Regions from separate parts of the Homo sapiens genome. Here regions 2 and 3 are each linked to region 1. Evidence: chromatin loops called from intact Hi-C (ENCODE). Cell type or tissue: PC-3. All regions are shown on one strand. Region 1 has its middle 140 kb from the start of PTGR3. Region 2 overlaps ZNF407 (zinc finger protein 407). Region 3 overlaps ZNF407 (zinc finger protein 407).

Evidence for each region. A loop is a pair of places that touch in the nucleus more often than their neighbours do. Peaks named below come from ENCODE experiments on the same cell type or tissue, not always from the same donor. Only the 100,000 strongest peaks of a DNase experiment are listed, where the experiment ranks them.
Region 2: a loop joins it to region 1, with 7 times the contacts of the local background. A loop is called at or near these places in 7 of 110 quality-filtered maps.
Region 3: it touches region 1 in a loop (6-fold over the local background); 4 of 110 quality-filtered maps call a loop at or near these places.

What each region holds. Positions count from the first base shown.
Region 1 is chr18:75,066,819-75,074,818 of GRCh38, reverse strand. No RefSeq gene overlaps it. Among named protein-coding and RNA genes, the nearest start is that of PTGR3, 140 kb to the left of the region's middle. RefSeq lists enhancers at 1,220-1,720, 1,721-2,221, 3,502-3,651, 3,940-4,440, 3,301-4,500. In PC-3, no CTCF peak of the experiment used is centred here; a DNase peak (open chromatin) is centred at 3,788; H3K4me3 peaks cover 1,590 bases; H3K27ac peaks cover 2,015 bases.
Region 2 is chr18:74,891,890-74,899,889 of GRCh38, reverse strand. The region is part of intron 7 of ZNF407 (zinc finger protein 407); the gene reads right to left. Among named protein-coding and RNA genes, the nearest start is that of ZNF407, 300 kb to the right of the region's middle. In PC-3, a CTCF peak has its summit at 3,302; DNase peaks (open chromatin) are centred at 719, 1,719 and 3,289; H3K4me3 peaks cover 418 bases; H3K27ac peaks cover 2,138 bases.
Region 3 is chr18:74,946,425-74,954,424 of GRCh38, reverse strand. The region is part of intron 8 of ZNF407 (zinc finger protein 407); the gene reads right to left. Among named protein-coding and RNA genes, the nearest start is that of PTGR3, 260 kb to the left of the region's middle. In PC-3, no CTCF peak of the experiment used is centred here; a DNase peak (open chromatin) is centred at 3,024; H3K27ac peaks cover 3,096 bases.

The DNA of each region.
Region 1 (8,000 bases):
GACTCAGCCCCAGCTGTGAGTCTTGTCCTGACATCTGTGTGTCAATTTTGAGTTTGTAGAAGTGGTCACAGGCCTTTCTCTTCTATTCTGAATAGGGCTGGACATTTTTCAGGCTCATCCTTCTGTCACTTTTAGTGACCATGACCTGTCCCCCAGGGTGGGAGGCACACAGCCCAGTCAGTTCACTGCACACAAACACCAGGGCTGGAGGATGCCTTGAGGACTCATGCAAATGCACCAGATGGGAAAGGAAATCAGGGAACGTCCCAGACAAAAGAGAAAATAGTGGCAGGAAGTGGAAGGAGACCTCATTGGAGGGTGGCCGAGGCTCAGAGTGAGATGAGCCCTCATCACCGACCAACGAACCCGAGAGCCACATGTTCTGAAAGGCCTCTGGCACAGAGATGGGGAGATGTCTCGGGCAGGACCACCAGGCTCAAGGGCTTCTTTGGCCATTATGAATGTGGGACCCGGTGAGGGGCCTGCCTCCCTGTCCCACTCATCTGTAAAATGGGTCCATATCCACAGCGCTGAGCTCAGAAACTTGTTGGGGCCTGAAGTGAGTTGTGCATTGTATTAGTCCATTTTCACCCTGGTATAAAGAAATACCCAAGACTGGGAAAAAGGTTTAATTGACTCACATTTCCACATGGCTGGGGAGGCCTCAGGAAACTTACAGTTATGGCAGAAGGCAAAGGGGAAGCAAGGACCATCTTCACATGGTGGCAGGAGAGAGAGAAGAGAAAGCAAAGGGGAAAGAGCCCCTTATAAAACCACCAGATCTTGTGAGAGCTCACTCACTATCACGAGAACAGCATGGGGGAAACCGCCCCCATGAGTCAATCACCTCCCACCAGGCCTCTCCCTCCACTCCCACCAGGCCTCTCCCTCAACACCTGGGGATTACAATTCCAGATGAGATTTGGGTGGGGACACAGAGCTGAAGCACATCATGCATTAAAGCACTTCGGGCAGGGCCTGGCGCCTCTGTTCTATGTGGTGTCCGCTGTTCGTATGAGTGAGGAGGGAAGCCGTGACCTAAAGCTGGGGATGGGGCCCTGTCACCTCCACTGTGTGTCACTGGGCGAGCTGCTTAGCCTTTCTGAGGCTCTGTAAGTGTGGCTAATGCCACATGTCCCGTGGGGTTCAGGAGGCAGTAGGGAAGGTCATGTATCTGGAAAGCTTTGCACAGGGCTGGCTGAATGGGGCAGGGCTTCATGGCTGTGTGCTGTCATGTTTGGAACCTGACGGCACAGGACCGAGTGATCTTCCTCCTTCTTGGTAGCCTGCTTGGGTTTCCTCTGGATAAAGAGCTGGGATGTGTCACTGGCTTAACAGAAACGAAACACAGATGTATGTGGTATGAGCCACAGAGGGTCCTGGGGCCTTGGCCCCATCAGGCTGGACCCTGCGAAGGCCACCCTGCCACGCTCCATGCTGCTGGGAGGAGGTCGGGCCTTCACCCCTTGCTTCATTCTCTGTCCCCTCAGGTTCCAGGAGGGACTCCCCTTCCCTCTGCCAGGCTCCATCTTCAACAGGAGTGACAGCGGTGTGTGTCACAACCCTAACGAGCAGCCCGGGCTGGGGCACAGCTTGGACTCACTTCGTCCTGCAGCCCAGCTCCCCAGCTTCTCCTGGGCATGGGTGGGGCGGTCGCCTTCACCTCCCACCACCAGAGGGTGCGACCTGAAGGCCCCAGGAGACGGCATGTGGCCCACCAGCCTCCCCATATCCAGGGTTTCACCTGGCCGTGCAAGTGCGCCCAGGCGGGGATGCGTTACCCTGGTGTGCAGCGAATCCCAGTTCTCTCCTTCCCTCAGAGGAGTGGAGCTAATGCCAGCAGGCCAGCTGATTTCTGCATTAGACATAGAGCCACACATTCTTACTGGAGGCGCCCAGTGACACAGCCAGCCCAGATGAGGGCACATAGGCGGCAGGGACCTGGGGCGGGTCTCCCCGGACTCTGGTGCACAGGGGCTGTGTCATCCCGGGCACCGTAGGGCTCAGCAGTGGCCTGGCCTCCACCCACCACACATCTAGTTGTGGCAACCCAGACATGGCCACTTGTCCCCTGGGGCCAGGCCACCTGGCTGAGGACCCCCAGGGCAGAGGACTGGGCTGCTGGGAGCCTCTCCGTGCAGGGAGTGTGGGGGCCTCGGCCACATGCCTCTGCCTGCACGGCCCTGCCGTGAGCGTCTGCGGCTGCTTCTCTAAGCCTTCCTTCCCCTGTCCTCCCACGGCCACCCACGGGCTCTGGCGTCCTCTCTCCAGGTTCCTGAATGTGTTCAGTCAGGTTACAGTCCACGCTCGCTGCTCTGGGAGACGTTCTGCCCTCAATGTAACTAAGACTCGCTACGCACCTGTCAGAAGGCCACCTTATATGGATTTCAGCTTCTTTGGGGACACTTTGCCATCACTGCCACGTCCAGACCGTGTTGTCTTTCTGATACTCTCCTTCAACAATTCACGGACACTCGCTGAGACTTGTTCACATCATCAAAGGGCTTAGAGCTGGTGTTAATATTAGGGTCTATCTATTCTCAGCCTTCACTCTGTAGAGGACCCACTAGCCTCAGGATGCACAGGTGACTCCTCTGACATCACAGCAGTTCGAGGCCAGCTCTTATTCATAAAATCGAAGGCCTGGAATGAAGTCACGGTTCTCAGCTCAGGACCCAGTCAGCAGATCCGCTTCCCAGAACTGCAGAACACGCCCTGGTGGCCCCAGGGCCAGGCGGGCCCGGCGAGGACGCCCTTCTAGACTGTGTGTCTCTATCGAGCCCACCAGCCTCTGCTAGAGTCTTCCAGGCCTGGAGGGCGCCTTTTCTCCAAGAGCAGCCTGTCCATTTTAGGATTGCACCTCTGGGACCTCTTGAGTCCCTCTCACTGAGAAGGTGTGTGTTTTGCCCCACTCCAAATGCATTAGAGGCCAGGAGCATGCTGAGCCATCTTCTTTAGGCCTTAAGAAGTAACTGGAAATTCAGCACCGTCCACAGCCTGCTGGGCTCACCTCAGGGGTGCTGGGTGCCATTCTGTGGCATATTTGTTGTCCTTTCCAAGGGAGACCCCATACTTCTTCTTCCCCCAGGACTTGCTTTACACAGATTTATGGTATTCGTTACATCTGAGACACTCTCGCTGTGTCTCGATTGCAGAGGCACGGAGATGTGAGGGGCATGCCTTCTGCAGTCAGATGGACAGGGTGTTATTTTCCCCTCTGGTGCTCCTCTCTGGCTTGTGGCGCACCTGCTTCATCACAGGACGCACCAGGAGATGACCCGTCACGAGATGCTGCTGCATGCATAGCAGGCCCTGCAGCCCGGGGCCCACAGCACCCCTGCTAACCAGGCTCCCGTGCAGCATTTCCTGCCTATAGTCAAAGAGCTCTCTCTAGAGAAGAGGAAGTCCCCATTGTTCAAGACTACCCAAAACACCAGCCTTCTCTGCACGGCACGTCGAGGAAAGAATAACTGTGCAGTGAACAGCACTGGCCCAAGTCTGCAGGGCGAGGAAGAAGCCAGGACATAAGCAAAGACAAATCTTACTAGAAACAGAACGAACTTGCAGGCTTCCCTTCAGATGACGATGACTGCGAGTGAAGAGGAAATCCTCTCCCAGCATCTCTTCCTGCTGGTGGAAGCTGCAGGTCACCTGACCACACATGACAAGACAGTGTGACTCAGATCCAGCGTCTGCCGTGAAGTTTGGTCTCAGGGCCCTGCTCATCAAGAAATGTTTTTGAAAAAGGTGGAAGTAGGTAGAGGGACGTGCTCTGAACCAGCGTGACCAAAAGACAGTGTGTTCACGGTGCATTCATCTGATTCAATTCCTGCCAAAGGCTTTTGTTATTTGAGAACATTATGACTAAACCAACAGAGAGGAAGGTGAGTAAGCAAACAGGAAAAACTGATGACGAATTGACAATCCATGTATTTATCCACCCATTTAAAGTAACTTGCTGAGCGCCTACCTAGCTGCACAAGAAGCTCAGGGCCTGAAGATGAACACGCAGAGGCTGTGTGCAGGGGCATGAGCTTACAGCTGGAATTAGAGATAAAGGAAAAGGCACCTGAGCCCTGTGACATGCGGGGGGTCAGGGGAGGTGGGACATATGTGGCCTCGTAGCCAGAGCCCCGCCTGTTTCCCAGGACATTCTGAATACGGGTGAGAGACTGCGCGTTGGACAATCACTGTGAGTCCCGACCCTTACCAGAAAAGTCACTCGCAGCGTCGTTTCCAGGCATAGGTTAGGATCACCATCCTCTCCCACGGGCCGTATGTTGCAATCCTGATATGAAAACGTCTTCTATCTCCTTCAACTGCGGCAGGAGCACAGGTGAAAGAGGGGAGCCCAGACTGGGGGTAGACTGTATTCGTGGGTTATGGCCCTATTTACAGATCAGTCATGATAGCTCTGCAGATTTGCTGGGGCTCTGTGGCGCAGTGGAGGCGAGGACAGAGGTGGCCCTGCTCTGGGAGATCCCTTCCTAACTGGGGCTCCCTGACGGCTTCCTGCACAGGAGGGGCCCGACGCCGGCGGGACAAGCAGGGAGCCCAGATCAGCCTTGGAAAGCTCAGGCTCAAACCAGAGCTCAATGTGGAAATTAAAAAACAAACCTTGACTTTGTGTTGGTTTTTATTCTTCCACTTAAAAAGTTATTTGAAGCGTAACGTGAGATCCTGGAGAGGACTGAAATGGCATGTCCTAGGTTCATGTTTATCCTGGTTATAAATTGTCTTTTTATGAAGTTGAAAGCCATGTTGAAATTAGGTCATTTTAAAAGAATTTATTAAAAGGTATTGAAAATGCAGGGCCATGGAGGAAGTAAATGATTCTTTGCCTGGGAGATTTAGAACGGATTTATTTAATTCTGGTAATGGGCTTTGTGACCACGGCTGTCTTCTGTCTCCAGCTGGTGAGCTCTTTAGGGGGGCATCCTTCGAGTCCAGCCTAGAGAAAAGCAGAGTTGTGTCCTGACTGCAGGGTGTAGGCATTTGGGTGGAAGGTTCTTTCCCTCATGCTTACTTCTCAAACATGAGGTTCAAGACCCACCTCTGCCTTGTCGATTTTACAGATCCAGAGTCCAAGAAAGCCAAGAGTCATCGACGTGTCCCAGCCTGTAACGGGCTGGGCCTCTTTGTTTTCTCACCAGAGGGTTTCAGGGTCCAGACGTGGGGCCTGGATTCTAGAAGCCCACATGCTAAGCCTTCAGCAGATACCTCCTTCACCCAGTGAAGACCAGCACATCCAGCCTGGTATTTCAAAGCTGGCTTCATAATGCTGATTTCTCTAATTTCCATCTTCAGGATATTTCTTACAGTGTTTTTTTCATCTTGTTGGGTTTGCAATGGATGCCCTGTGGAGGTGCAGCTGAAGGCGGGGGGCGAGGGAAGCCAGACTGAATCCCGCCTGCTGCCCCAGGCCCACCACTCCCGCCTGCCTGGGTTTCCATGGTATTTACTTAATGGGTTACTTTCTCATAGTGATGAAAAGTCATCCCACAATGGGAATCCTGAGCTCCAGTTATGAAAATCGCCAAGGTGACCATGGAAAGGAGGCCAGCAGGCACGCTCTGCCTCTTGGGGAGAATGCCAGGCCCCGGGCCACTCTCATCCCAGAGGGAGCAGTGGCGACCACCCCGGACCTGGACACAGCCAGCCAGGGCCACGGCCTCAGGCCATAGCCACGACCACGCAGAGCTCACAGGCACCCCCCAGCCTGCAGACCTGGGGGCCATCCTCGGCCTGTTTCTCTGCCCTTTCTTTATCTCCAATTATAAAGCAGCGCCAGGTTTTCTTGTCAGCCTCTGCCATGTCTCCAAATGGCTTTTCGGTGTCAGGCCCATCAGGAAATTAACTCATCATGCCGTGACAGCTGCTAATTTTTTCCCCTTACATGTCAGATGGATCGCCTGCTGAAGCTAATAATGAATCACCCATCCCTGATTAGAAGGTGCTTCCGAAACGTATAACTGCCATCCGAGAGAACTTTTTTCTTCATGTAAAATGATATCACCCTAGAGGAGGAGAAAACGAATTGTATTCTTCAACAAGATGGAACAGGAGGAGGTTGCTTAAGTGAGCTGTGTGCTCTCTTAAATTATGGGCTAATATTAAACAGCCAAAGAAGTGAAAACTTACAGATTTTTAGTTTGCTAAATGAATGACCTTTCTTGTTCCCTAATTCTCTTCCTAGAACCAGCTCTGGGTTAGAAATCCAAGCTGGTTCTTGGATGCTTTCCTTATGCCATCATTTTATCTTTTGTTCAGGAAAAAGAAGTTCGGTAGGACCGAGACACAAATGCCATGTGGGGAGCAGCCCCTTGCTTCTTACAGCAGAGGTGGGCTGGGGCTGCCTGGCCCTGCGGAGGCCTTGCTGTGCCCCACGAGAGAATAGGGTAGAGAGACCGGGACTTGGGTAGAGATGACCGGGATTCCTCCCCGTCCACCTCCTAGGACTTTTGACAGAGCTTTGGTTGACTGAACTTTCCCATCTGTGCACTTCCTTGTAAAATCTAGTTTCAGCAAGAACCCTGCCAAATCGGTTTAGCCAGAAATCCTGGCGAGAACTCTAACCTTAACCCTCCATGTCTGCTCACTCATAAGATCTAACCAGGTTCCTTATCCTATCACGCCCCCTCCGCCTCAGGTGGAATCTGACGGCCCTGGCCTCGCTTCAGCAAGAATCCAGTCCTGTGGGCTTGGGCATAATCCCCTTCCCCGTGCGTCCTTTTAGCCATCTTCCATCCACCAGTGCCTGCTCCCCTTCCCTGTGCGTACTTTTAGCCATCTTCTATCCACCAGTGCCCGCTCCCCTTCCCTGTGCGCCCTTTTAGTCATCTTCCAACCACCAGTGCGTCCCTTTAGCCATCTTCCATCCACCAGTGCCCGCTCCCCTTCCCCCTGCGTCCTTTTAGTCATCTTCCATCCACCAGTGCCTGCCCCCACAACTTCTTGGCTGTAAACCTTCGCTTGCTCCTGTATTCAGAACCGAGCCCAGTTCTGTGCCCAGGTCTTTTTTCCCCTACTGACATTTTCCTGAATAAAATCTGGGTTTTACCTGTGCAACTACTGTCCAGCTCTGGTTTTTCTGTGATACTCTGCGGTCCCATTTCTGAACAGAGCTTATAAATGGCAGTGGAGTTTCCAGCCCTGCACTCATAGAAGCTTGTAAAGGGCAGTGGAGTTTCCAGCTCCACACTCATAGAACCTTGTAAAGGGCAGTGGAGCTTCCAGCCCCGCGCTCATAGAACCTTGTAAAGGGCAGTGGAGCTTCCAGCCCCGCGCTCATAGAACCTTGTAAAGGGCAGTGGAGCTTCCAGCCCCGCGCTCATAGAACCTTGTAAAGGGCAGTGGAGCTTCCAGCCCCGCGCTCATAGAACCTTGTAAAGGGCAGTGGAGCTTCCAGCGCTGCACTCATAGAACCTGGGCACATTCACTTGGTACTTCAAAGCAAACCACGTGGCGAAAAGGATCTCTGTATCAGGTGACGTGAGCTTGCCTGCTTGTTCTGCGGTGCATGGGACATATTTTAGGAGAGCATCTTCCCCTGCTTCTTCCACATCCACTGCTTGGTGAGGCCTGGGGCATCCCGGAACGACGCAGGTTTGATTCTGTTTCATGAACGTGACCTCAAGTGGCTACAACTTCCTTTTTCTGGAAACTGCTGTCTTGCTTTGTAACTCTCCAGCATATACAGAGAGCACTGCTCGACTTCCGCCATGGAAGCTGAGGTCTAAACCATTACTATCTGCTGCCTCAGGCGGTCTGGTCTTCCTTGCATGCCAGACGTCCTTGAGGCTCTGTCGTTTAATTGGCTGCAGCTTAATACAAAAGTGGCCTTTCTGGATTAGTCTCCAAGTAAATATTTCATTTGCCTTAAAAAAAAAAAAACTTTGAAGTTCTGTCATATTCTCTGGCAAAAGTCACAAGGAAAGCTATCAGCTTGCTTGTCTTTTTTATAGACAATCCATGCCACAATGAATGTCCCTTGCTCACAA
Region 2 (8,000 bases), 170 kb after region 1:
TATCATTTCTGCACTTCTCTCCACTTACCTGTTTTCTGTTCTCACTACTGTACTAAAACGGGTCTTCCCAAGAGAATCTGAGACCCAGTGGCTGTGGCTGGCGGGCTGCACTCTCCTATTTCATCAACACCTGGCACGCCGCCCACTCTTTGCTTGGTGTATGACACCTCTCTTTCCTGGAGGTCCCTCCCCTGTCTGTGAGCCTGCTTCTCTGTCTCCCATACAGGCTATTTGCCTCTCTTCTTGTTTCACTTTTTCACATTTTCCAAGGAAAACATCAATCACATCAAGTTCCACATAGATTAGTATGGAACTATACACCTATTGACCTGGTTTCATTTGGACATCACATGGGCATCTCATAAGCAGCTCATCCCAGACCATCCTTTTCCTAAAGGACATCCTCCTCCAGGAGAGAGGACCTCCCTGACTGGCACGGTCACTCACCCAGCAGCCCTGACCAGCACACCCGAAGGATGGCGTGCAGCTCTCTGTCACCCTCCCCTCAGTCCATTCACTGGGCCCACAGATCCATTCGTTCACCTTCCCATCACCTGCCACTCTCTGCCCTTCCATCACAGCATTAGTTTAAGGTGATTTTCTGCGTGTACCTTTGCAATTGTCTTTTAAATGGTCTCCTGTCTCCTGTTGGATCCCTCTCTGACTCATTATTTGTACTGCACCAGTGATTTTGCAAAGTTAAGTGTGATTATGTCATTTTCCTGCTCAACATCCTCCACTGGCTCCCTACTGCTTTTGGAGGGAAACAGATCATCCAGCATGGACAGTGGAGAGAAACCCACACAGACTTCCTGCTGTCTTTTACCACAGAATCTCATGTGACCTACAATCCAGGCTTGTCCGAGTGAAAAAGAGAACTTGAAATCAAAGGAAAAGTATAATTTGGGAGTGCAGAGTGGAACAGAGTCTTAAACTTTTAACTCAAAGATATCTGAGGTTTTTAGATTGGAACAAATTTATGAAATTCAAATGTCAACCACTTTTCCCCCCAGACACTTCAATCCAAAATATTAATTTCCATATTTAAGCACAAAATTTGAAATTTATGTTTTCTCTCAATGGAAAAAAGTCTTGTTTTATGACATTTCATGTATGTGTTAAAAGTTGTAATTTAAGATGAAGAAACAAAATGTACTGAAAGAAAATACCATGTCAAGTTAATCAACATACACTCAAGACCTACACAGAGATCTCCAAATGGTGCCCTAGCTAATATTAAAGATACAAAATGAGGACTAGGTTGTTTACAAAGATTCAGGCCATAATAATTAAAAATAAGAGATTAAAGTTTAAAGAGGAAAGATTAATATTAGGTTAAAATTCTCCACAGAGAAAAGTATCAGGTTACACACTGCGTTATTGAATAAGGAATTCTAATTTATTTGAATTATTGCTCACTTGCAGTTCTGCAGCTGGCAACAGTGCAACATTGTTTTACCAAAACAAAACAAAACCTCAGAAGTAGTTCTTTTTCTAGAACTTCTAATAAATGTAGTTAAGTACGAAAATAATATGAATAGGAAAAAAAATCCAACAAAAAATTTGTGCTACATTCCCTAATTAAGAAGACAAAGATGTAAAATTTATAAAAGATATAATATTGTCTTAAAGAAATTCTTAGGGATGAGCCAAAATATACACAATAAATGCTACCACACAGAAGGCAGCATCTTATGCCTAGAGGGAGTGGAATGAGTCAGACACGCTGATACATAAGCTGCTCTGTCTTCCTCTGCTTCATAAAAACGACGGCATCACCATTTTCCAAATGTTCAAAGTTTGTCTTTCTGTCTTTCACATTTTTTCTACAGGCTCCAGACAGGCAATATTTCAGAATATGTGGAAACAAAGAAGCTGAAAATAAAATGAAATAACTAGTATCTTAGCACTCTGACCAAATTAGTGAAAACTGATTTGTACATAAAGTACAAACTTTTATATACTTCAAAGTTATTCTGTCGTTGCTATTTTCCACCAATAGTACTTGCAAAAATTGGGTTATTTTCTCTCAGATCCACAGCTGAGTCTACATCCAACCCCACACTGTAGGGATGCATAGGTGACTTCTGTCAGCTCCTCCTGGAGATTAGAGAGTTTTCCTAATAAGCTACACTGTATGAGCTTCTATTGCTGGAAGATATAGATAGTTACATAGTAAAGTGTTTTGTTGTTTGATAATAGCTCTAGTGTCTAAGGAATAACTTATTATGCAAGAGACTATTGCCCAAAAAAAAATTTTCTATTTTTTTCATCTCTAAGGCCTTTCTTTCTTCCACAATATATACAGATATATCTAACTACTACCCAAGGGACTGTCCATAGTAATTCCTTGTAGAAAGACCATCCCCAAAGATAGCTTTGGTCCTTTTATAATGACTGGATTTGCGATTCAACAACAGCAGGTTTAATAAACATGTTTATCTGGATTCTACTTAAAGAGATAGCAGACGGAATGCATGGTCACTTTGTGTTCAAAATGACTCTTCTAATTAATCTGTGATCCCAATGCCTATTTAAGCTACATCAACAAACAAAGCAACTTATTTGTAACTGATCAACAAAAAGTAGGATCTCTGATTCTTTTTCTTTTAAAGACATGTGAACCAATTTATAATTTTTAATGCTATGGAATCTATTTGTTTTCAAGTTTGTAAGATCTTTTACTTAAACAAGGTTGTTTTGTTTTTTAAGATAAAATTTAACAATGTTAACTAAAGACCTAGTGTAAATGCTTGTGCTATATCAGCACAGAGCCTCTTAGGCTGAAAACAAAAATTTTAAAAAGCCTATGTACTTGTGTGTTAGAGGGCAAGAAAGAAAATTATGAATAAAGCAAGCTGAATATGAAAGTAACACTAGATAAAAAACATTATACAAAATACAAAACCAAATAAAAAATTAGAACTGATGAGATAAAATTCACTAATGAAATGGGCAGAGAAAACTAGGAAATATTTCATTCAGGAAGAACTCAAGTTCTGCTGCAAAGAATTGTCAGAAAAAAAGGAAGAATAGATTAACACATAGTACAACATTCACACTTCATTATAGAACACCTGAACAGATGATACAATTAAGAGGACATTCATTTTATTTTGTTAGGGAACCCCTCAAAAAAATCCCACCTAAACTTGCCAGGAACTTCTACTCCACGTGAAAGGGAGTACACCGGTATAAAGTGTCATCATGACACAAGCTAGGAGAACCTTTCAAAGCAATCTTTATGCTTGCCAGGACAAAACAGTTTCGCAAACCAGCCACCACACTGACATCTACCTGTGGCTGGCTGAACTGTGTGCAGGTGACAAGCAGGAAGGGGCGATCTGACCAGGAGCAAGCACTGCACAGACAGTTCAGGGGACACATTTGTCTTCCAGAAATTCATCACAATTTGAAGAAGGCCTTGGAATCATTATTAGCCTAAGAAAAGTTTGGAAAGTAACTGGAATTTTAGGCTTTCAAAGTAATCTTTCAGCCTGGGACATTTGTATTTTTATTCCATCGACTAGATTGGCAGTTACAATAGAGTAAAATATAAAGACATATAGACTTGAGGTAAATGACATAATGGAAACGTGTTGACTGGTACTTTAAATGACAAAAATAGTTTTGATTTAAAGTCTGTTCTGATCAAACCAGGTTTGTGGCATTGATCAAACTGCTTCAAATCTCAATTATATCTAATATTAATTCTAGACATTTTCATTTTGATTATTTTTATGGGATCCCTTTATTCTTTAAGAACTTCAAAATCACCCAAAAGAAATAAATGAAACCTCTGATTCTCTGGAAGATTGTGTACTGTTCATTTTGGTATATATAATTTCACTTCTCTCAGCAAATACAATATACTGCTACAGAGATCAAGATCTATTTTTTCTCATTGTCTGTATTCAGGGGCAAAACCACATTTGTTCTATCCACTGCTTCTTGTGGTACAGCCTATGAGCCTGCACAGGAAGCAAAAGGAAAACTGAAAGTCTCTGAAGAGATTATCCAAAAGAAGAAAATTATTCCCTGTGGAGTGAGTCGCCCTAACTCAGGAGGCTGCTGAAACAAGTGGCAGAACAGAACAATGAATCCCATTGTATACTGAATTCTTAATGCCACAGTATCTAAGAAGGCTTGCCTTATTACTTAGCTATGCATTATCAACATAAAGTGTTTATACAAGAAAACTGTATAGAAATGTATACTGTTATCTATGACCTGAAAAACATGTTTTATAACTGAGATATTTTAGATAAATATATGTTTAAAAAATTAAACTCAACTTTCAGGAGAAATGAAAATTATAAATACAATTTTTTTTGTCATTGCATCTTAAAACTTCCTTAAAAATGCTTCCAGCAATATGCAAAGTTCAGACAAAATTCTATTAAATTAAAAGTATGTTTGGCAAAAATTTTCAAGGATGTCGATACATATATCAAATGGTGGTAAAGAACAGCAAATTTGCCCTGTGCCAGTCACACATGTAAGAACTTGAGAAATTTGATTAGAAATACTCAACAAAATGTTTAGATGTGAAATCAAAGAGACACTGGAGACTATTACAAAATGTAAGCACACTTCTAGTTGAGCATCACTATCTGAGTTACAATATTACTTGAAATATCTTTTGACTTCCCCTCACCAAAAAAAGAAAAAAAAAAAACCTCTTAAGATGAAAAAGTACTTTGTAGAAGTCATTAACACTGGTTAAGAGCTATATCGGCCATAAGTAGGGGGAAAAATACCCAAAGTGTATTTCCAACAAATTTAGCAAAATGACGAGGTAAATCTTCAATATGAGGCAGGGACTGCAGATTCTATTCTTCTGCTCCACGAGATACAGACTTTCTACTCAGGGTTATGATGTCAAGTAATGAATAAAAAAGAAAAATAGAGAAAGATGTAGATAGTTAAAAAAAAATTAAAAAGGGTATGTAAGGTTAGAAGTACTAAGGAAGTGACACAGTTAAGGAAAACTCTGGCCAAAACTAGTCTGAAGGAACACTGATGCTATCCCAATTTCAATAATAGAGACACAATATGCAGATGATAAAACTGTCAGAGTCTGGCTTGCCATTTCAGTTTTCTGCAATTTACTAAATTAACATTTAAAGTGCAATGTAGGGTTATCCTTAATATTTTTATACTACAGGTAGTATTTCTGTGTTACTTTTCATGACTTATCAGTGCTTTACTGTTTAATATGCATTTATTATATATCCCCTATAAATCATAGAGAAGAAATGGAAGAAATAAGTTTCACATAAACAAAAGCCCAGTTGAGGCCACTGAAGTGAAACACATCCACTCTGATGTGGAAGCCAATGTGATGAGTGAAACACAATGTAGTTCAATATTAAAAAACCCTATGTTTTGGAAAGTAGGAATTTTAAGCTATTCCAACGTTTACTTACTATAACACACTAATTTTTTTTCTATTTCATTCTCATTAATACAGAGGTGACATGTAACAAAGAAAAATAAAAACATAGAAAAATGTTATTTTTTTTCATTTTAATGCAGAAACAAATCTAAAGAATTTGCTACAGAAATAATATTCTAGACCAGTGTTCTATGAATCCAATTTGTGCTTTGAATTTATAACGAATAGTAACTAATGGCAAAAAAGTTTTGGAGTAATGATTGAATATACTGATTTGTAATGGATTAGACTTTTGGATATTTTAGACAGTAAAAGCTAATGAAGGAGGTACACGTTTACATTTAAATAGAATGAGATGTCATTGCCTAAATTAATAATGCAAACTTGAAAAATAGCCTCAGGTTCAAAAGACCAATTATAAAGTTATTTTGTAAACAAATCTATATTTGTATTTTTCATGAATAATTATAACTACTAGTATTTCTCCACTAATGTTCAATTTATAAAATGAGAAATACATTTTCAAATGAAACTTAAATAATATTTCAGTTTCTAATGATGGTAAGCTGCCTGCAGATTAAGTGTTAATAATGGCAAATATAGGAATACTCCACAGGAATAATTTTTATCTATTGATATTATACAAATAAAAACATAAAACTAGAAGTTAAATATTTTGAACAGTAAAATATTATGAAAATAAACCAGTGAGATAAATATGAAAATAAACAATTTTCTTCTTAGGAAATATGTGATCATCTTAAAGACTTATTAAATCTATGAAAATAATACATATTCAAATTCATTTATGCTGTGAACAAATACATTTATGTGAGGCAGATATGGGATCCTGTTCCTACTATCGTACGCAACAAAAACAATCCTTAGAAACTTAACTATCTGCTCATTTTTAAATCTTTTTTTCATCACATCAACAAGAAAGTAAAGATATCTGTTCGAACCATATTTCATTCGAAGTCTCTCACTTCAGAAGTATTCAAACTTTTGCAAATTTTTTATACTCCCGGTCAAGGTGAACTTGCCTTTTGTTCAGTAGTAAAAGAAAGCCTATTCATAGGTACACAGAATGGTGAAGCTGTCCCAGGAACAGAAAGTGTTCAAACCATTTACTTTCATTAATAATCAAATTATTCCGAAGTTTTAAATAAAGATTAAAAATTACTCCTTTATAATGCACATTAAGCATTTCAAAGGGAAATCTGGTAGCTATCACTGGATTTCAATGTCATAAGTCTTTTATTTATAGAACAGTAACAATATAGTTAGAAAACACCATCCTCTTAAATGTAGTACCTGACAGAGGTATAACATGGATGGGATCCAGCTGGCTCAAATGCGGTCCTAAACAGAAGTGAGGCTATTTCAGGGAGATAACTTGAATAACGGACGAGTAATATGATCTCAACCTTAGTAAAACGTATAATACATTTTCAAACCAAGAAAACCTGAAATACTGTGAAATACTTGTATGCATAAATGAATCTACCAAAGCACAGTACTGATCAGAGGAAAAAAAATCACAACCTTTCCAGTCATACTATCAAAAGCCTTAAATCGTGCTTCTAGAAATGCCATTTTAAAAAATCTGGAACATGCACAGACTTAGGCATGAGCATTTTCAGGGTAAAAGCCTGAAAACGGCCTATGTGTCTAAAGCCTTAATAAATTCATTATTGTGCATCAATGTAACTTGGGGCCATGCACAGATTAAAATTACATTTCAAAACAGTGGTTTAAAAACTAGGCATTTTGAAGCTGTATTCTCAGCAATTATCCAAAAATTGATTTTTGGATTTAATAAATTTTTAACTACTTCAAAAACTGTTTTTTAAGAAAAGCATATTGGCAGGTATTCTAAACAACGTTTTAACACACTGAAGCCCTTCAGGACATGGACACTCCTGCATTCACTTGTTGAGCAGTCTCCTGAGATGGAAAGTTGAGGGGAAACCTGAAACCCTGATGAAACATTCACCTGAGATGACAGTGAAAACAAGGGCGGACGCTCATCAAGCGACTGACGTGGCCGACTCTCTCTAGGTGACTTCAAAGTGCTTCTCACCTAATATTTACCATAATCCTATGAGGTTGGTCCACTAAGAACCCACAATTTACAAAACAGAAAGTGGCATTTCACTCGATAGTTTGACCGCGGTCCCACAGCTAAGGAGTGCTGAGCCCAGGTTCTCCACATGGCTTGCACTCCTCATGACACCCTTGTGCTGTGCTCATACCAAACGCAGACAGAAACTGGATGCTGCGGCTAATTGGCAATTGTTATCAACAACTCCTCCTATTTAAAAACTTGTGGCTTGTCAAAACAGTCTTGTGCTATTTTTAATGTTACAATAAGTAAATATAGATTATAATGATTAAATCTACTTATAAGTGGGTAGATAACACTTTTCTCTGTTTTATTTGTGGAATTTTATACATAATCTTGTTTGAAATCAGAATCCTGCTACTTAAAAATAAAAGTTTGAAGACTACAAAGTAGTTATATAGGAGAATAATTATTGACATGGAAAGGTATTTAGAATTTTTTAAGTATAAAAAATAAAATATATACTGAAACAAAAAA
Region 3 (8,000 bases), 120 kb after region 1:
GGAGAGAAGCTTAATATAATATCTGTATTGACATAATCATATAGCTATTTAATCATAGTCATTTATGATATAGATTAAAGATATATATTAACAATAGTATACAAAGAGATCACAGTAACACAAGTATCTATTTTGAAAATAATTACTCAGAAGTAACATTTTGTCTGTTTCTCCCAAGTAACTGTTTCTGGGTAAGTTGGTTTTTGAGATTATCTTAAGTGAGCCAAATGATCAAAAAATGCTTTTCTAATTGGCATTAATATTGAAACTGGCCTCTTTCCCTTTAGAAAGCATTAAATTTTGTTATAAAATATTGAACATATTAATATTGGAAAAGTCAATAGAAATTAAGTCAATTGAGGTACCACAATGACTAAAATATGTGTAAAATACATTTATGTGGGTATGTAAAAGTGTGTGTCCACGTGCACGCACATGCACACACACAAAACATACACTATCCCTTTTTCTCCTTACTTTGAGCCTATCTTTTGTTTTTTCTCGCCTCCCATTAGGGTCTCAACTTTTCTCCCAGAATAAAGCAGCCCAGCCACAGTTCCCTAATGGACCAGATTCCTGCTGGTGTGGTGAAGCCTATCAAAAACAAATTTCCCGTCTACACAATGACATCGGAGTAAGGGGCTGTCTGCAGCCAGCTGGTAAAAGGTAGTGGTATACGCTGTGGTCATATTGTCAGGAGAAGTGAAACAAATCCTCTATATTTCTATATGCAACTATATTTACATATTTTCAATTAAGTACAATTTAGGACATCTAACAAGAGTTGAAAAGCTCCTCTCTAAACGAAGCCTAGCGTTACGGAGTGTGGGGCAGGACACAGAGGCAGGGAGCTCCTCCTCAAGGAAGCTGCATGTCTATCAGGAATGAAATGTAATACAAGGGAAATTAGCAATCTGGAAGTTTAAAAAAATCCAAGTTAAGGCGACTAAGGATGCCTGCAGAGAAAAGATGGCCATGATACAACGTAAGCAGACATACACGGCAGATGTACAAAGCCACCAAATTAAAGTAGAAAAAAACAGATAACAAAATCTACACATTAAGGCGTTGGTTGCTGCTCCTGCAGCACTGATGGTCTTTATCCACCACAGAAGGCGGCATGCCAAGCTGACGAGAGCACAGGCTGAGGAGTCAGATAGCCTGGACGGACCCCAGCTCTCAAGCAATGTCCCCTTGACAAGGACATCCTGAATCCAACCATTTTCATCACCTCCACTACCCTCATTCAAGTGATCACTCTCTCTTGCCAAGACGTCTCATTTCCACGCAGTCCTTTCTCCACCTAGAAGCCAGAGTGACTTTTTGCAAAAAACAAATCAACGTAGGCTCCTCTCTTGCTCACCGTCATTCTATGGCTTTCCGTCAGAGTCAGAAGAAACATCTCTACATGCCCTGTGTGGTCTACCTTACTTCTCTCTTCACTCCAAGCCCAAATGACCATATTCCATTCCACTCCCACTGCTCCATCACCAACGGCTCTGCCAAGTCCATGTTGGCCTCGTGTTCCGTCAACCATTCCAGGCAGTGCTCTTCCCAACACATTTTCACGGCCCTGGCCTTCCCTTCATTCAGATATCTGCCATTTCCTCACAACTTCTGGGAGAAATGGGATGTGTTCATTATTTTAATTATGGCCATGGTTTCAAGGGTTTATACTTCTGTCAAAACACATCACACTGTACACTTTAAATATGTGCAATTTATTTTATGTTAATTATGCCTCAATAAAACTGTTTTTTAAAAGTCTTATTCTTAAGAGAGATTTTCCCTAACCTTGTATGCACAATCGTCCAGCCCCTTCCTGCTCCCATTCTCTCTGGTTGTCTTCCTCTTTCTGCCTCTTTTCCCAACATGGCATTACCATGCACAGTAGTTAGTTTATTTACTTATCATCTATCTTTCCCTGAGGGTTAGCCTCTGTCTCCAGGATCTAGAACAGTGGCTGCTACCCAGAAAGCGCTCGACAAGTATTTGGCAGTAAACAGGTGGGTAACTTGGGCCAGTTCCTAAACTCCCTGTGCCCAAGTGCTTCTCCATGAGCATGACAGCGCAGCACCAGGGGCTGTGGTTGGGATTAAAGGGATAATATCAGGGATGGCATAGAGCACAGTGCCCAGCACAGGCCAATTGCAAGATACTCATTAGCTACCAAAGGTTCATAGAGAGTATCATAAATTTGAGGAAATTCACTGCTAAGTTATCTAGTCCTTTTATTTTTAATGAGTTAGTCACTGCTTTGCAATAATCAAGTATTTTCTTCTCCTTGCCTCCCAAGCTCCTGATCAATAACTGTTGATGCCTCATTAGTAATAAGGGGCAGGGGTCTTACTTTTGAATGACAGAAGCTGAGAAAACTGCTTGCAACACCTTTGCAGTTATTCTAGCAATACTTCATAGAGCTGTGCCAGGGATCACTACTTTGTATGTATTTTCTAATTTCTAACTTAGTATGTTTTCATCTGCTCTATGAAGTACGATCAGAAGTTTCCTAGAATTACTGTTTTTTTTTTTGTCAGATCCTGTTCTGTATGATGGTTTTATTCTCCAATTAACTTTGGTGTATCTGTTAAATATTCCAAAAATCATAATCTTAGAAATTATCTTATTTTACTTTTCATTTAGAAAGTAAGTTATTTCTAAAAATTAATACCCATAAAAAACACACAGACTATGAAAATGAATCAAAGTTAATGATTTAGATTAAAACCTACATACAAAGAGGGAATAAATCTGCAAATATGAAGCTCAACAACAGAGGAAATAAAATAATTTTGAAATAAAAATGCCATGTTTAAGGTTATTTTCTGGTAGTTAAGCAATCTAGGGATGCTATGATGATGATCAAGGAAGCAGCAGCAAAGCAGTGTGTCAAAGGCATGCAATCAATGAGAAGACGAGGCAGTGAGAGGCAGAAGGGTCAACATGAACGTACTGAGAACTCACGCTCAGTGTTCTGCAGTTTGCCAATTTTCTACAAGATCTCTGTGCAAAACAGTTTAGGCAAATCAACAGAGGGACAATGTTGACTTAATGAGTCAAGAAACCAAGAACAGGGAGGAGAGAAAGTGAAGGGCTTGGCCCCACACCAAGGGCAAGCCTTTGTTACTCCTGCCTTCCCTTCTCATTGCCTTGTGGGGATTTCCACTGTTTACAAGTAATTGGTGCAGTGAACATGTTCTGCTTACGTCTATTTAAAATGTCTGTATCATAGAGAAAAAAGAAAAGTTCAGTACATTTGAACATTTGGAGGCACTGGGGGTATCACAGTAGTAGTGGTCATAATAGAGAAGTTATTTAGACTCTTGTGTGCTGCCCTGCTACCACATGAAGGGAACTAAGACTATTATTCTTCATTGTAATATTTAATATGTGCCCATTCCAGAATCAACAAAAGGAAAAAAAAAGTTGCATCTGAAAATATTAAAATCCAAATTTTGGCAGCAAATTTTCAGTTGAGACAATCAATTCGGTCCCAGTAAAGGCAGTAGCAAAAGGTCAAAACAAAATCATTAAAGAAGTTTCTAAAGCTTCTAGAAGCCTCATTAAAAACCATATCCTGTTAAAAGTATGAAAACCCTGGAGAGTCAGGTGAGAGAGCATGAAGCATGTGTGTTGGGAGTATTCCCATTAGCAAGAAAATGGGAGACCTCCCTGGGTTTAGAGAGAACTTAATTCCAAAGCTTCTTAACGCGCAGCAAAACAGACAGGCAGGAAATGCCCTACAGAAGCTTTCATTTACAGAAGTGGCAATGTTATCGTAATGATTTTGTTGAAGATTAAAGCAAACAAGATTTTTAGGTATCTGTAACGGTAGAACAATTGTATCAGTGACCCAAACTTTCTCCTTCCTTGGATAAGAGGAAATCAGCATCAAAACAACACTTTCTTTCTACCTCAGCCCTGCTTGTAAGTTTTCATACCTTGATAAATGAGACTTCTAAATAAGGTCTATGCTACTGTTCAAGAGGGCATTGACCTCCATGTGAGCAGCAGAAATAATGAAAACAAGAGCCACAATTCATTGAGGACCTACTAAGACTGCATTGATTTTTCCATCTTGTGAATTACCTAATTGCTTACTATTTTAAAATATGTAAGCATTAAGTGTGGTAGGTAGGAATCAAGGAAGTTGCAGTTAAATCATTTTCTTGCAGCCACATATTGAAGCGTTTGGATCGGCAGCAGGCAGCTTTGGAAGACGTGAGCTGGACATTTCCAAGATCATTGTCAGTCAGCCCTTCTTGGGCACCACTGGCTTCTGAAGAGGACTCTGGAGCACTGTCCTCCTGCCTGCTGTATGCAGCTGGCATTCAGTGGATGTCTTATGGCCATTCAGTGCTTCCACCACCCATTTCCCATTTGGCCTCAAACACTCTTCTACTGCTGCTGGGAAGGCAATATTAGCCAGGATGGTCATCTGGAGCCATCAGCTTAACCATAGCCAGTGGGGGGTTAAAAAGAATCTATCAGTATTGTTTTTTCTTGAACATTTTAATTCTCTGAATTGAATCCAAGAGGGACTAGGTCATATCAAACAGGCTGTGGGTTTCAGCTGTGGTCTGAGAGTGCCTGCCCTTGTGTTGACCTTCCTATTTCAGAGAGGTCTGGAGACTGTGGCACCTCGGCAGAGTCATGCCATCTATTCAGCAGCAGGGAATACCACTGCTTATCCACAGAAGCACCCCCAATCTCCTGTAAAAAATAACCTTTAAGGATTCAGGCTTTGTTCTTTACTTGTCTATATCAGGTCTTCTTAACCTGGGAATTCAGAAACCCTCCCTCTAATTCCCTCAAAAGTGTGGGCCACCTTTCAGAAAAGTACTGATATTTTACTAACAGGGATTTTGAGGAAAGTATTGATATTTCAGTAACAGGGATTTTGCTTTCCTCATAATCTCAAAGACGTGAACAAATGAAAACCATGAAAGAGATTACCAGGAGATTAGGGTTGTGATCTAGCATTATTTGTAATTTTACAGAATTATCGTGTATGACAGCAGGAAGAGCCAGCAAGCTCATCTATTAATATAAAGTTGTTTCTTTCATTTCGTATTCAAGGAAACTTAAGTACAGTGAGGTTAAGTGATTCCCCTGAATCCTGACCATGAGCAAAATGCCTGGGTTCCAGACCCACTAGCTCATAGTTCGAAGGGCTTTTCATTTGCTAATATGCCTCTACTTTTTACAAATTTCCAACCATTCATTATAAATATTTATTTCAAATGTGTGTTTGTCAGAAAGAAATGTACCTACTGAAAATATCATAAATAGTTTCTTCTGTACTATCTCAAATTTTCTTGCCCTATTAGCCACACAATTCCATTTCTAGTTTTCTTCGCGTTCTTCTCTGTTTGTTTTTGTAAGTGGACACCATGGCTGGCTGTAGACTTCCTTGATTTTTCCACAGTTTGCTTCCCAAGCTTTAGATTGTCCTTTCTTTTTACACACTAGTGTGCTGTCTAATTTGCATACTGAAATGAAACCTTTATATAAAACACCTTAAAAGTTCTAGTATTTCTTCTTTATTTCTGACTTTTATTTTTGGAATACATTAACTCTAATTTGAAATCTTATTTTAAGGCCAGACATTCTAACTGTTGTTTTCTCTAATTTCTAATTAGTTATCTGTATTTTTACATAGCATTCTTACACAAGCTTATTTTAAACTCCCAGCATATTTTCTTAAATATCTGTCCTCTTTCTCCTAAAAGGTAAACTTGATCTTTCCTTAGGATTGATGTCATATGGATGTGATGAGAGAGAATTATTTTTTTAAGAAATATAATTTTCAATACAGATAAAAATATTTCAGAATCACATGTAAAAATGATAAATTAACTTGGTAGTGTCGGGGATTCAACATTTACTGCATTAGAATTCAGAACTAGACTCATGATTTCCATAGAATCGAAACTGCAAAGCTGATGTCTATGGATACTTATTGTCTTTTACACAGAGCTTTGTGTAAGAAATGAGGGAAAAAAGTCAGCTAAAAACTAGCAATCTGGAACATGTTGTTTTACAAATAGACGGAGCAGTCTCAGTAATGAAGACTAAGCTCAGGTGAATGTCAGTGGACAACTTGTATTAACGAGCAGCAGGTTACAATAAATAACAGTAAGATATGATACTCCCATGGCACATAAAGTGAAAAAAGCCGCTACTGAGCAAAAGCTCCCATTAAAGACAATCGCTGTACAAAGGATGATGAAAAGAATTTGCTCTTCTGAGTAGTTAAAGCAATATAAGCTAACAGACGCAGCAAGCAGAACAGAATAGTAGCCTCTATAAGAGACAAAGATACCTTCTTTCAAATGGTGATCAGCAGCTCCTACTTTCCACAGGCTCCTGCCCAATGAAGGCCCGGAGACAAGTATCCTGGGTTCTGCTGTTGTGTTTGATGCTTAATTATTTTACCTCTGAAGTCATTTTCTCTTTGACCCTTGGTTTTGAAGGTGTGAATTTACAGCACTTTTCTGTGTTCTTGTGTAAAAGACAATAAAAAGGAGAGGGAGCTGAGAGGTCATAAGAAATGGAGAAAAGAAATGAGAGGAAGTAAGTAGAAACAAAAGGCGCAGGGAGAAAGCCCACTGTTCTTTGAAAGACAGAGGCTTAGCGCTTCACTTTCATTGAAGGAAAATGGTGGGCTACACGCACAGGTCCTGCCTACCTGTTTGTCTGTACAGGGCTTTTATCAGTTGAGTGAGGCTGACTCTGATCTTGGCACCGTTGCCAGGATGACAGCACTGGTACCTGGGACGCTAGTGTGATGCCTCCTCCCTCCGAGGGGAGAGAGCAGCCGATGTTTTGTTCTCTGGCAGGCGCTCAGTGTGCACTAGAACCTGCATTTTGCTGCTGCAGCCTGACTTGAGCTTCCGTTACTTTCACGTCCTAAAATTTATTTTTTAATTTAAATGATGCCGTTTCACATCCCACTCCACTGAAGTTCTTTATGTACCCTGCCAAATTCAGCACTACCAAAAATGATACTTTGAAATTCCCAATTTAGGTGCAAGTAAGAAGCAGCTCAGCTGAAGGTGGCATGGAAAACATCATGAACTTGGGCCCTCTTACTTCATAATATTTTTATTTCTCCCAGGTCAAATGAAACCAGGAATCATTTCAGCTAAAATCAGGTAATACTATTCACTGGGCGGAGGGGAGGAAGCAAACTACATAAAAGAGCCTTGTTAGAAAACCCCACAAAATTGCTTTTGTCCTTTTTCTAAGATTATGCAAATAAAAAGGAGAAAAAATAGGGTAATTTCTTGGTGAACTGAACGGTTTCAGCATAGTCTGGTGTGGAACAGGAGGCGGTCATCTGTTAGGTTTCTCCACAATGACCTGTTTCTTCTACTAGTCAAATTGACAAGATAAACCACACAGACTAGAAACCCTCACTTCAATGACCAAAAGAAAAATGCTTTTTTCCATTAAAAAGAAATCTTATTTGAGAACTCTAATAGTATTAACCAGAAAGTCTATCAGTTCATATGATTAAACTCCTCTAAAAGGAATTCAGTAAAATGTACTGAAACAGTCACATCCTCAAAGCAGCATGATCAGCTGTTCAAAGATAAAGCTTATGACTGTCATGTTATTTTAATCATTATTTCCCAAGATATGTTGTCATTATATTTACTTTAAAAAATCTGTTTTATCTGCCACATTTATGCTTAGTTTTTTCTTATATTTAATTTTTAATGCAAATCAAATCATTCAAATCATGGTCAGTTTTCAGTTTCAATCTAAGAAAGAAAAAAGAAAGACAAATATAAATTGTTCTAAAATATATATTAATGTTTTCAACTATAATTGTTGATTTTGAACTAAAACATGCACAAAGTAAACAGACAAATGAATCACTGTAAAGTGTGGTCAAAATATTTTCTCCCCTGTGATTCATTTTTTTAACAATTTACAAAATAAAGTACATTTTAAAAGGGTTAATTTGATTACTAAAAATCAAAATCAAACAT